2 separate regions of the Homo sapiens genome follow, and region 2 is linked to region 1. The links are chromatin loops, found by intact Hi-C in ENCODE. Cell type or tissue: chondrocyte. All regions are shown on one strand. Each heading gives the region's core, and the rest is flanking DNA. Links, peaks and the distances in the headings are about the cores only.

Region 1 (5,321 bases), core at 1-5,000:
TGTGCCTATCTCTCGATTCCAGGGCAGATGAGCCACAACATCACCACCCTGCCACTTACAAGGTGGGGGACCTGGGTCTGGGGTCTCAGGCGCAAACTGGAGGCCCTCACAGCCCACTAGGCCCCCTCCCAACCCCAGTACCCTCAGTCCCTCAGTCAGGTGGTGCTAGTAGAGCTATCTCTGACGCTGCAGGCCCCAGGTAGATGGGCAGGGCCCTCCGTGGGTGTGCAGCGGCGGTTCCCTCATCAGTCCAGCCACTGCCCAGGACTAAGGGTCTTCAAGGAAGATGAGGCCATTGCCCTTCTCCAGGTGGCTTCACCACAGTGCTGCCTGGGCACCTCTCTGAGGCAGAGAAGTGGCCCCTCCCTCAGTCCCTGCCTGGCCGACCACTGTGGCCTGCACGCGAATGGGTCAGAGCCAGACCCCGGAGCTGGTGCTGTCCTTCTAGGTGGCTGCTCATAGCTGGGGATGGTGAGTGGCTGTGTTCTGGCCTTGCCCACGTGGGTGTTTGCAGAGACAAAATGAAGGGGATATGCTCCCCATAAATACCACCTTGCCACCACAAGAGGACCAGAAGGCTACTCAGCCTTGCTGCCACAGAAGGGGATTTGTAGGGTCAGCCTGGCTGCAGAAAGGCTGGCTCAGATCTTGACCAAGAAACCCCAGCGATTTCCATCAAAGACCACGCAGGTAACAGAGGTGATTCCTGAAGACCCAGCCCACAGAGGGTGGCAGCCAAGCATCTCTGAGCAGTGTCCCTGCTAGCATCGCCAGCGGCCATCACTCTGCCTCCCTCCCACCTCTTGTCCCTCGTCGTTAAAAAACAGCACCCTATCCTGCTTCCCCACATTTCTGTTCCTCCAATGAAGGGCTAAGACTATTTAGTAATCTCTTTCTTAAGCAGAGGAGTGGCAAGGATGGCAATCTTGAATTTTATTTTCTGTAGAGATAGCATTTCTTCTGGTGCGGAGCTGAAAGGAATCCACCCAGAAGTTCTGTAGCATCCTGCGTGCAGCCTCCTGGAGCCCCAGACTCCATCTGGGGGAGGGACTTGTTTACAAGCAGTTCTGACCACCTTAGTGGTGTACTGTTTTCTAGGCAAAAAATATCTGTCTGTTGTACTGTATAGCCTTTAAAATGCAGTCCAGGAATGAGACTCTTTTAAGAAACACATCCTGCTTCTGCAATTCCAGAGAGTGCTGGGGGAAAAAAAGGGATAAAAATTCCTACCTACTCATCAGTGTTTGAAAGATGGAGCTGAATAGCTTTTCTTGTTCCTGGACTAGGCAATGAATAAGCAACAATGTATCTTTTCTGTGTTCAAAATAAATACATAATATCAATAAAATGTAGCAAGAAGTAACACTTTCAGAGAGTGCATAAGGTTCCTTTTTTTCTTTTCTTTTTTTCTTCAGACAGGGTCTCACTCAGTCGCCTACGCTGGAGTGCAATGGTATGAACATAGCTCACTGTAGCCTTGAACTCCTGGGCTCAAGTGATCCTCCCACCTCAGCCTCCTAAGCAGCTGGGACTACAGGCATGCACCACCATACCCAGCTAATTTTTGATTTTGAATTTTTGTAAACACAGGGTCTCACTATGTTGCCCAGGCTAGTTGAAACTCCTGGTCTCAAGCGATCCTCTCACCTCAGCCTCCCGAGTAGGGTTTATACCTTCTGAAACTTGTAAGAAAAGGAAACACTAAATAGCAACAAAATGAAAATACACCTCCGGCTAGCAATCTCTACCCATTCATTACCTCTCAAGATTAAGCACCATTGAAGCCTTGTCATTTTCCTGTTGATGTGGATATTTGGATAGTCAGTGCCTTACAGGAGTTGCTTTTTTTTTTTTAACCTCACTGAAACTTGGCATCATTTCTCTGAGACATGGCTGGTGTAACGTCATGAGGATGGGCCATCAACTTCAGGACCTGACTCTAGGAACTTCAGAGACTACACGTTTTACTCTAACAGGAGTTGGCTTGTAGCACCCTGATGGCTTGTACCACCAGGAAAGAGAGGAAAGTGGCAATGAAACTGAAATGAGCTGTTGTCTCACCCTCTGCAGGAATTCCCCTCTTCCTTTCCATGCCCTCCACAACACCATGGCTTGGGCTATTGATCTCTTAGCGGACAGAGCCTGGGCCCCTTCCTCTGTCACATTTCCCTCCCACCAGAACTCCAATAGAGCCCACTAACATAGTCCTAGATGCCCCCAAGTGCCTTGAAAGTGGGGTGCAATCCAAAATTCGAATAGTCCATTAATATAGTCTTAGACCCCAAGTGCCTTGAAAGTGGGGTGCAATCCTGAAGGAGGGTGCAGCGGGGGGAAAGACCACGAGATAGGCTCATCCTTCTGGTTCTCCAGCCCACGTCCCTGCTGGACAGGCCAAGGCTGGCTCTGCTGCGCCTATCACCCCCACCCTGAGCCCACACTGCCACCTGCCGGCTCGCTGCTGCCACTGCTCAAAGTGAACAAGTCAGGCCCTGAAGAATGAGGAAGCCCCTCCTCTCACCTTGAAACACAATACCCACCAGCACTCATAATTGCAGACAAAACCCGTCATTTTAACCCTGGGCTTTTCTTCCACCCTTGAGATGTTCTATGAGGTTGAACCCATTCAAGTATTCCATTTTTGGGGCTCACCCCCGCCCCGCCAGCATCACTCTCTGGACAAAGCCTGACACTTATGTCCCCCTCTCTGTAAGCAAAATAATCATTTTGCATGCCCTCTGTTCTGAACATCACTAGGCATGGCTCTGGTGCCACCTCAGTGCTCTGGGGCTCCACCTCCTGGGAATGAATGCAGAAACTTCCACAGTGATGGTGTCCAGCCATGTGCTGCCCCCAACCGAAACCACCCCACACCGACACCCAGCTCCCACCACAAAGACTTAGGATCCCACAGGCCTTTGGGACTGTCACGCTCTTGGCTTTTCCTGCTCCTCCATCCACGACATGCCCTATGCTGTGGTGTGTCACATATGGCACCACATTCAAGGTCCTTTGCACATTCCTAAGGAGATGCCGCCTGTCTGTGCCAGGGGCCAAGGAGAACACCCCAGGTACCTGGGCTCATCAGAGGCCCAAGGAGATGGAAGGTGAAGCTGCATCACAGGACGATGGAGACAGGGGCCCCAGGGCCAGACCCTGGGATGAGGATGTGGGTGAGAGTTTGGTTAGGGAAGTGTTCCCAGGAGTACCAGATGGAGTGAGGCAGGAAACAAGAAAGGCAAGGAAGCCAGTGAGGGGGTCACCAAGCAGGTCACCACTGCAGGCCACTGAGCGCAGTCCCACTGGTGACTCTGAGACACAGAGTAGAACGCACCTCAAAGTGACGCCCGCCCTCAGGTGGGAGAGACGGGTTGTTTGTACCCTGATGCTCAGCAGACATTTTTGGAGGCTGCCCTTTGGAGAATGTTCATTCCTGCCCCTTGTGGAGGCCAAATGGGCTCCTCTGGCCAGAAAAAAGTCTTCAGGGGAGTCACCGTGCTGGCGATGACGCCATCGTGATAGTCCACAAGAGCCATCATTGGGTCCCCGTGTATGGGTGTGGTGAGGTCCCAGGTCTCTGCAAAGGGCTCCAGCAGCTGCTGCCACACACAAGCAACAGGCATCGCCCAGAAGAGGGCGGAAGGAGGGTTGATACAGAGTAAGGCTGTTCACAGCCACCACGAGGAACATCCATTGTCACACTGGCCAAGCCCACATGCACATACACACACTGGGGCCCCTCCCAAGTTCCTAGAGATACCCCTGGCACACACTCACATGTAGCATCCCTCAGCTCCACCTCCTGTGGTTTCGTGGACATTTGCTCAGACAGCTTTGGTGCACACACACTAGTGCCCTTCTCACTTAGAGCTTGTGCACGTACACACTTGGTGTTGCATACTCCAGTGCCACTGACACTCCCACTCAGCTGTTCCTATCCATGCCCACCTGCATGTCCAGGCTCTTGGCATGAGCGGTGGAGAGACAGTAAGCTTCATCGTCTGAGGAAGTGAATCTTCTGTCCTGGTCTCTGCTTTGCTTCACCCCACATTGCACGTCCTCGGGGCCAGAGGAACTCTCTGGAGCCCAGGACTGGTTGCCTAGATCAGGCCGGGTATCTCTGGGCTTGGGGGCTGGGCAGATCTTTACCCCCAGGGTGGCAGCCCAGTTGTGCCAGCCCAACATGTCTCCAAGAAATCCAAGGTTGCAGGTCCTCAGGCCCTGCCGTCCCCACCTCAGCCATGCCACCACTGACCATCTCACCAGCATGACTCCTGGGGGCCTGGGGCTGCCTGTCTCTCTTCCACTGCCAGTGGCTGCCTGGTCCACAGCCCACCCCAAGGCTGGCACCATCTGAACTGTGTGGTGGAGTAGAAGAGCATCCCTTGAAAAGGACCCTCCACTCCCTGCCACTCTGAGCCTCATTATCCAACTGCAAGAGTCAGAAACCCAACTTGAATCTTCATGAGCAAGGAAGAATACTTACTGAATTGTCCAAGTCAGGCATGGCTGGATCCAGAAAGTCCGGGAATATGGGCAGGTATGTCATCTCTCTCTGGATTCTGCTGTCCACCACAGTGCCTTCATTCTCCCATCAGAACAAAAGTATGGAAGCCCCAAGTCTACTTTGGTTGGTTCATAATCCAAAACAAAGAGATCCTCTCTCTCCCAGAGAGCAAATACCAAGTCTCAGAGAAAACTGGCCCAGACATGTCCTCATCCCTGACTCTCTGAATGGCTGGGATTAGGGTCTCTGTTGTTTGTTTGTTTGTTTGTTGTTTGTTTTTGAGTCAAAGTCTCACCCTGTCGCCCACACTGGAGTGCAGTGGTACGATCTCGGCTCACTGCAACCTCCGTCTCCCAGGTTCAAGCGATTAGCCTGCCTCAGCCTCCTGAGTAGCTGGGATTACGGGCATTCTGAGTAGCTGGGATTACGGGCACATGTCACTGCGCCCAGCTAAATTTTTGTATTTTTAGTAGAGACGGGGTCTCACCATGTTGGCCAGGCTGGTCTTGAACTCCTGACCTCAGGTGATCTGCCTGCCTTGGCCACCCAAAGTCCTGGGATTACAGGTGTGAGCCACCGCACCCAGCCAGGATTACGGTCTCTGGCTGACTGAGCCTGGGTCATGCCAAAGCAGCCCTTGCACATCTCCCATGCCTCCATCTCCCCTCCCTGCCTGCCACTCTGTGGAGGGTGGAAGAGGAGGAGCCACATTCATCTCTCCTGGAATGGGTTCTGCAAAGAAAAGAGGGGAGGAGGCTGGGAGGACTGGAGACACACAGACGAGCAGCCTCTGCCATGTTCCCTTGACAGGGACAGG
Region 2 (5,370 bases), core at 108-5,107, 210 kb before region 1:
ACAGCCTGAGATAAGACTGGAGTGCAGGTTGTTTATTTGGGAGAGGTTCCCAGACAGCAAGAGTGAAGGATTGAGGGAAAATGGCATAGGGAGGAGTAAGATCATTAAAAGTTGTGTTGCGGTCATCAATGCTTTGGGCAACAGAGGCTCAGTGCAGCTGGGACCTCCTGACAAGCAGCATGAAGTCCCCAGAATCAGTCCCCTAAAGGCCAAGAGCCTGGAGCATTCATCCACCAGCTCCCAGCCCTCATTGGCTGAGAGCTTCCCCGGACAAGATTCATGCCCTGTATTGACTGCATTTTCTTATTTTCTGTATTCCTGATGCTCCGGCATTTGGGGCCTTGATCCTGGAGAGACTGCCCCTCCCAGAGCTAGCTAATTCCTAGAGACAGCAAAGGACTCCCCTGTGACTGCACCTTTGATGTACAAAGCAATCGTTCCAGAGCCCACACCCCCAACCGTCCAACTGCCAAGTCAATATTCTCTCTGCCCTAAATCACTACAGGGCCAAGAACCAGACAACTAGGAATGACCTTGAAAGCCCAGAGCCCTCCACAGTGATTCACACTATCCATCCTAAGCTAACTCAGTCTACCTACCCTGCCTTGCCCACACCTTCCCAAGAAATCCTCAACAAAGGCTCTGAGCCTTGCTCTCCCCTCTCCCTCTTCTGCCTTCTGACCCTGGCGCTTCCCATGTGTTCCAGGTAGCAGTGTGCAGTGCCTCCCATTTCTAGAGTACTTAGTATAAACTTCTTCCTTTATGACAATCATCTCCCTGCCTGCGTGTCTGACCATACTGATTAAAACAAATCCTGGGTACATTTTAACTCGTGCCTTCACACCGCCAGGCTTGCATGGGCTAAGAGTGTTCCCACAACGCTGGAGAAGACCCTGAGGCAGAAAACCAACAGGCATCTGTCCCATACATGAAGTGGATGCTGTAAGAGCAAGGCAAGCTTTCTGAGCTGTCAGGGAAACGGCCACCGGCCACTGTCGCTGGCACTGAAATCACAGCTGGCCAAGGAATGTGATGAGCAGGGTGCCAGAGGTGTCTGCTGCATCCCATGTGCTTGTTTGCTTGTTTTTCTCACCATTGATCCCCCAGTGCCTAGCACAGTACTGGCATGGTGTGGGGACTTAGTCATTACCTGCTGAACTCATGAATTGAATTAGTGAGTGACTGAGTGAGTGAACCTTGTAAGCCCCAAAGGAGAATGACTAACAGTCCAATAGAAGACATTCAAAGGTTCCCAGCCAGTGAGGTCCAGTGGTCAAGTTTATCCCAGCAATAACCCAGCTAATAGCACCCTCCAGTGGCCAAGGTCCCAGGGCTGGTCAAAGCTAGGTCAGGTGGCGGAGCTGTCAGCCCAGCAAGGAAACTGAGGCAGAAAACTAAAGGAGTTCATGGGATGTTAAGCCTTCACTCCTGCAATGGCTTGCATTTAAACAAGACTCCTTACAGGCCCCAGGGCAAGATCAGGTATGGGCGGGCGTAGTGAACACGAAGAAGCCCAGAGATTTACAATGGGCAGGACCAGGGTAACAAATCCAAACAGAAAAATAGAATCCATAAACCTCTTCTCCTAGGCTTCAGAAGGTTCCAGATTCATCTCCCTGAATGGCCACCACAGAGAAGTGGCACAAGAGTGTCACACCTAGGGTGCAAAGGACTGCCTGCTATCCATCATAATCATAAATGTGTATACTGTCATAAACTTCCAGAAGATGGCAGTAAAGAGACTCATGCTAAGAAAATCAGTACATTACAATAATTTTCCATATATGGAAGTGTCTTGAGAAAGGGAGAGGTTTTGCCTAATCTGTTTAAATGTGCTGTGTGACCTGGTGAGCAGATTTTTTTCCCTTCCTCAGTGAGTTTTGCCCAGGCTCAGAAACCCCGCAGGCCCCTAGAGCATAAACCAAGGGAAAGCAAAAGTCAACAGACATACAGGCAAGGAAGCGGGGGCAGGTGGCGGGGCAAGGCTGGTTTCCTCTGCGTCTCCTTGGTTGCATCTCTAGCCTCATTCGTGCAATAAACACTTGCTGAACTCTGTTGGGCACATTGGGGGTGGGTGAGGGACACATATGACCAAGATTGGGTCCTTTTGCTCAGTGTCATGGAAAAAAGACTGATATGGTTTGGATCTGTGTCCCTGGCCAAAGTTCATGTCAAATTGTAATCCCCTGTGTTGGAGGCGGGGTCTGGTGGGAGGTGACTGCATCATGGTAGTGGGTTTCTCATGAATGGTGCAGCACCACCCTCTTGGTGCGGTTCTCATGATAGTAAGTGAGTTCTCATGAGATCTGGTTATTTAAGTGTGTGGCACCTCCCCTTTCACTGTCTCTCTCTCTTGCTCCTGCCCCTGCTATGTAGGACACCTGCTCCCCCTTTGCCTTCTGCCATGATTGGAAGCTTCCTGAGGCCTCCTCAAAAGCAGAAGCCACTATGCTTCCTGTAGAGTCTGCAGAACCATAAGCCAATTAAAACTCTTTTCTTTATAAACTACCCAGTCTCAGGTATTTTACCAACTTTGCTGTTAGGCAGACCTGGGTTCAAATCCAGCTTCTACAGCTCAGAACATAGAAAGTCACATACCCTCCCCAGCCCTCAGGCTCCTCATCTGCATAATGGGGATAACACCACCTGCTTTACAAGATGTAAAAAAGACCACGTGAGTAAAGTGCCTGGTGCAGAGACTGAAACAGACGGAGCTGGAGTTGGAAAAGAATTGCTATTTCCTTCTTCCTCCCTTGATATCATTGGAACCTCCTTCTTTAGAGGTTACAATCCAGCTGCTGAAGCAGCATATATTTGGTTGACTTTTGACTAAAGAAAAATACTGCCACTATTTTATGATGTCACAAAGTGGTAAGGGATTTGATAAGAGATTCCTGGGCCCAGTATAATGTGGCACAACCATGAGAAAACCTCCCATACCAGAACTACTCCCTCGGGTTGAAAACCAAACATTGACTTGTGCAGCCAATGTTCTGGCTTGTCTGGGGGCTGCCTGAGAGACTGACTTCTGTCTTGCCTGACTCAGAGCACAGACAGGAATGGCAGCACAGAAGCCACTGGAAACAGGCAAGCTCCAAGGAACGTTACAGCTGCAGAGATTATGCAGTTCCACAGGAAGACAGCAGGAGGAGCAAGAGATTATGTCTCTTGAGAAGAAATAGACTAGGGAATTCGAGACGGTTAAACAGGCATGCACAAGGCCAGAGAAGACACATCCCCAGAAAAGATTTGAGAGGTCCCAGAACCTTTTGCCAGGCTGATTGGTAAAAGTCTCCCCGTGCGTGAGGCCAATTCATAAAGACTGGGAGAGGTGGTTGTTTTTTCAAATGCCAAAATCTCAACAAAAGATCACAAGGCATACAAATAAACAGGTAAACATGGCCCAATCAAATGAACAAAATAAAACTCCAGTAACCAAGCCTAAAGAAATGCAAATTGCTGAACTTTCTCACAAAGAATTCAAAACAACTGTGTTGAAGATGCTCAGTGAGCTAAAAGAGAACACAGATAGACAACTAAGTGAAATCAGGAAAATGCTGGATGAGTCCAGTGAGAATGTCAACAGAAATAAACTAAAGAAACAGAAATTCTAGAGCTAAAAAATACAATAACTAAGTTGAAAAATTCACTACAGCTGTTCAAAGCAGACTTAGGCAGAAGAAAGAACTCGCAAATTTGCAGATCGTTCATTTGAATCAAGTCAGAGGAGCACAAAGAAAAAATAATTAAGAAAACTGAAAAGGCCCTAAGGGACTTATGGGACGTCATCAAGCAGACCCTTTTATACACTATGGAAATCCTAGAAGTAGGAGAGAAAGGGGCAGAGACCTTATTTGAGGAAATGGCCAAAAACTTCCCAAATCAGAGGAAACAAATGAAAATAGAAGTCCAAGTTCAATGAATTCCAACTGGTATAAAATCAAAGAGGCCCAAACTGTGACACATTATAATCAAACTGTCAAAAGACAAAGAGAAAGCCTTGAAAGTAGTAAAAGTGCTTCATCACAGACAAAGAGGCTTCTATAAGATTATCAGGAGGTTTCTCAGCAAAAACCTTTTAGCCATAAGGCAGTGGAATGATGTACTCAGAGTGCTGAAGGAAAAAAGCTATCAATCAAGAATACTAAAACTGGAAAAACTATCCTTTAAAAATGAGACAGTTTTGTTTTTTTTTTTTCTTGAATTAATGCTCAGAGTTGGTCTTTATGTAGTATTTTGCTATTTCCAAGTTTTTGAAGCACACTGAAAGCCTCTAGTTTTGCCTTTTCAAGGTGATGAAGTAGAGGCTTTCAGTATGCTTCAAAAACTTGGAAATAGCAAAATACTACATAAAGATCAACTCTGAGCTTTAATTCAAGAAAAAAAAAACCTGGGAATCCACTGGAATCATGAAGGACACCCTAAATCCTGGGGACGAGAAGGTGGGCAAACAGCCCCTGTGATTGCGTCTCAATGATGAAAGTGAGTAAAGCCCCAGTGCATGAGTGGGGCAGGGAGCCTCCTTTTGTGATTCACTTTTCCTCTGGGGAACACAGCAATCCAAGCCAAGGGAAAGCGCTTTGTTTCTCCCAAGCCCTGGAGCCAACTCAGGGAGAGGCTTGGAGATGCTGAGAGAGAAAGGTACCTGGAAAAGCTGCAGGCATTTTCCCAGACCTGGAACTGAGAGCAGGGTGCCATTTTCAATATGAGTGTATACAAAGTCAGTTACTCTTTGGCAACCTGGCAGTGTGGCTGCACAGGCATTTTAGTCTCAGGCCAGAGATTGGAGCACTTGCTCTGGACCAGGGTACAGGCCTCCATGGCCAGAACTGTGGAAAGCACCTCAACAGTAAGCATTGGAATTGTGCTTTTCTCCATTGCAGACCTGGGGAGGGAGGAGAGCTACTACAGCATGGTTTCTTCTGGGTGATGAGAACTGCAGCCAGGGCCAGCTTGGCAACCTGGAACCAGTCTGGTCTGCATGTGTCACTTCTGGGTGCCGCAGCCTGCTCCCTGGGATCATGGTGCAGTGGGGCCCTCTCTGCTCTACCTCCCGGTAGAGCGCCAGGCATTAAGAGCACCCACTTGCCTGGACCAGCAGCCTGAGCTGCCCCACCCTTCTTGGGAATGGACTGTGTGCAGTAGGACCCTCTCTTCTCCACACCCAGGCTGTTCTCTAGGCATTCAGAGCATCTGCTCCCACAGATTAGCCGCCCGAGTTACCCCATCCTTCCTGTGCAGAGATCCTGGTACCAGGAGGCCCTCTCTGCTTCACGACTGGGCAGATCTCCAGGCATTCAGAGCACTCGTTCACCTGGCTCAGCAGCCTGAGTTGCCCCACCCTTCCTATGCAGAGATTGTGGTGCAGCT

The links. Hi-C counts contacts between places; a loop is a spot of excess contacts. Peaks named below come from ENCODE experiments on the same cell type or tissue, not always from the same donor. Only the 100,000 strongest peaks of a DNase experiment are listed, where the experiment ranks them.
Region 2: it touches region 1 in a loop (5-fold over the local background); 7 of 110 quality-filtered maps call a loop at or near these places.

Annotation. Positions count from the first base shown.
Region 1 is chr16:66,481,463-66,486,783 of GRCh38, forward strand. It overlaps BEAN1 (brain expressed associated with NEDD4 1), which reads left to right. Exons shown (of 5, transcript NM_001178020.3): 5 at 1-1,371. LOC124903698 reads right to left here and starts at 4,820. Exons shown (of 5, transcript XM_047435016.1): 1 at 1-4,820. The coding sequence starts at 3,687. The coding sequence ends at 3,082. RefSeq lists an enhancer at 2,695-3,675 and a silencer at 3,488-3,557. In chondrocyte, for the core only: CTCF peaks have their summits at 2,461 (motif pointing left) and 2,667; DNase peaks (open chromatin) are centred at 89 and 2,419.
Region 2 is chr16:66,272,877-66,278,246 of GRCh38, forward strand. No RefSeq gene overlaps it. Among named protein-coding and RNA genes, the nearest start is that of CDH5, 91 kb to the right of the region's middle. In chondrocyte, for the core only: CTCF peaks have their summits at 1,680 (motif pointing right) and 3,147; no DNase peak of the experiment used is centred there.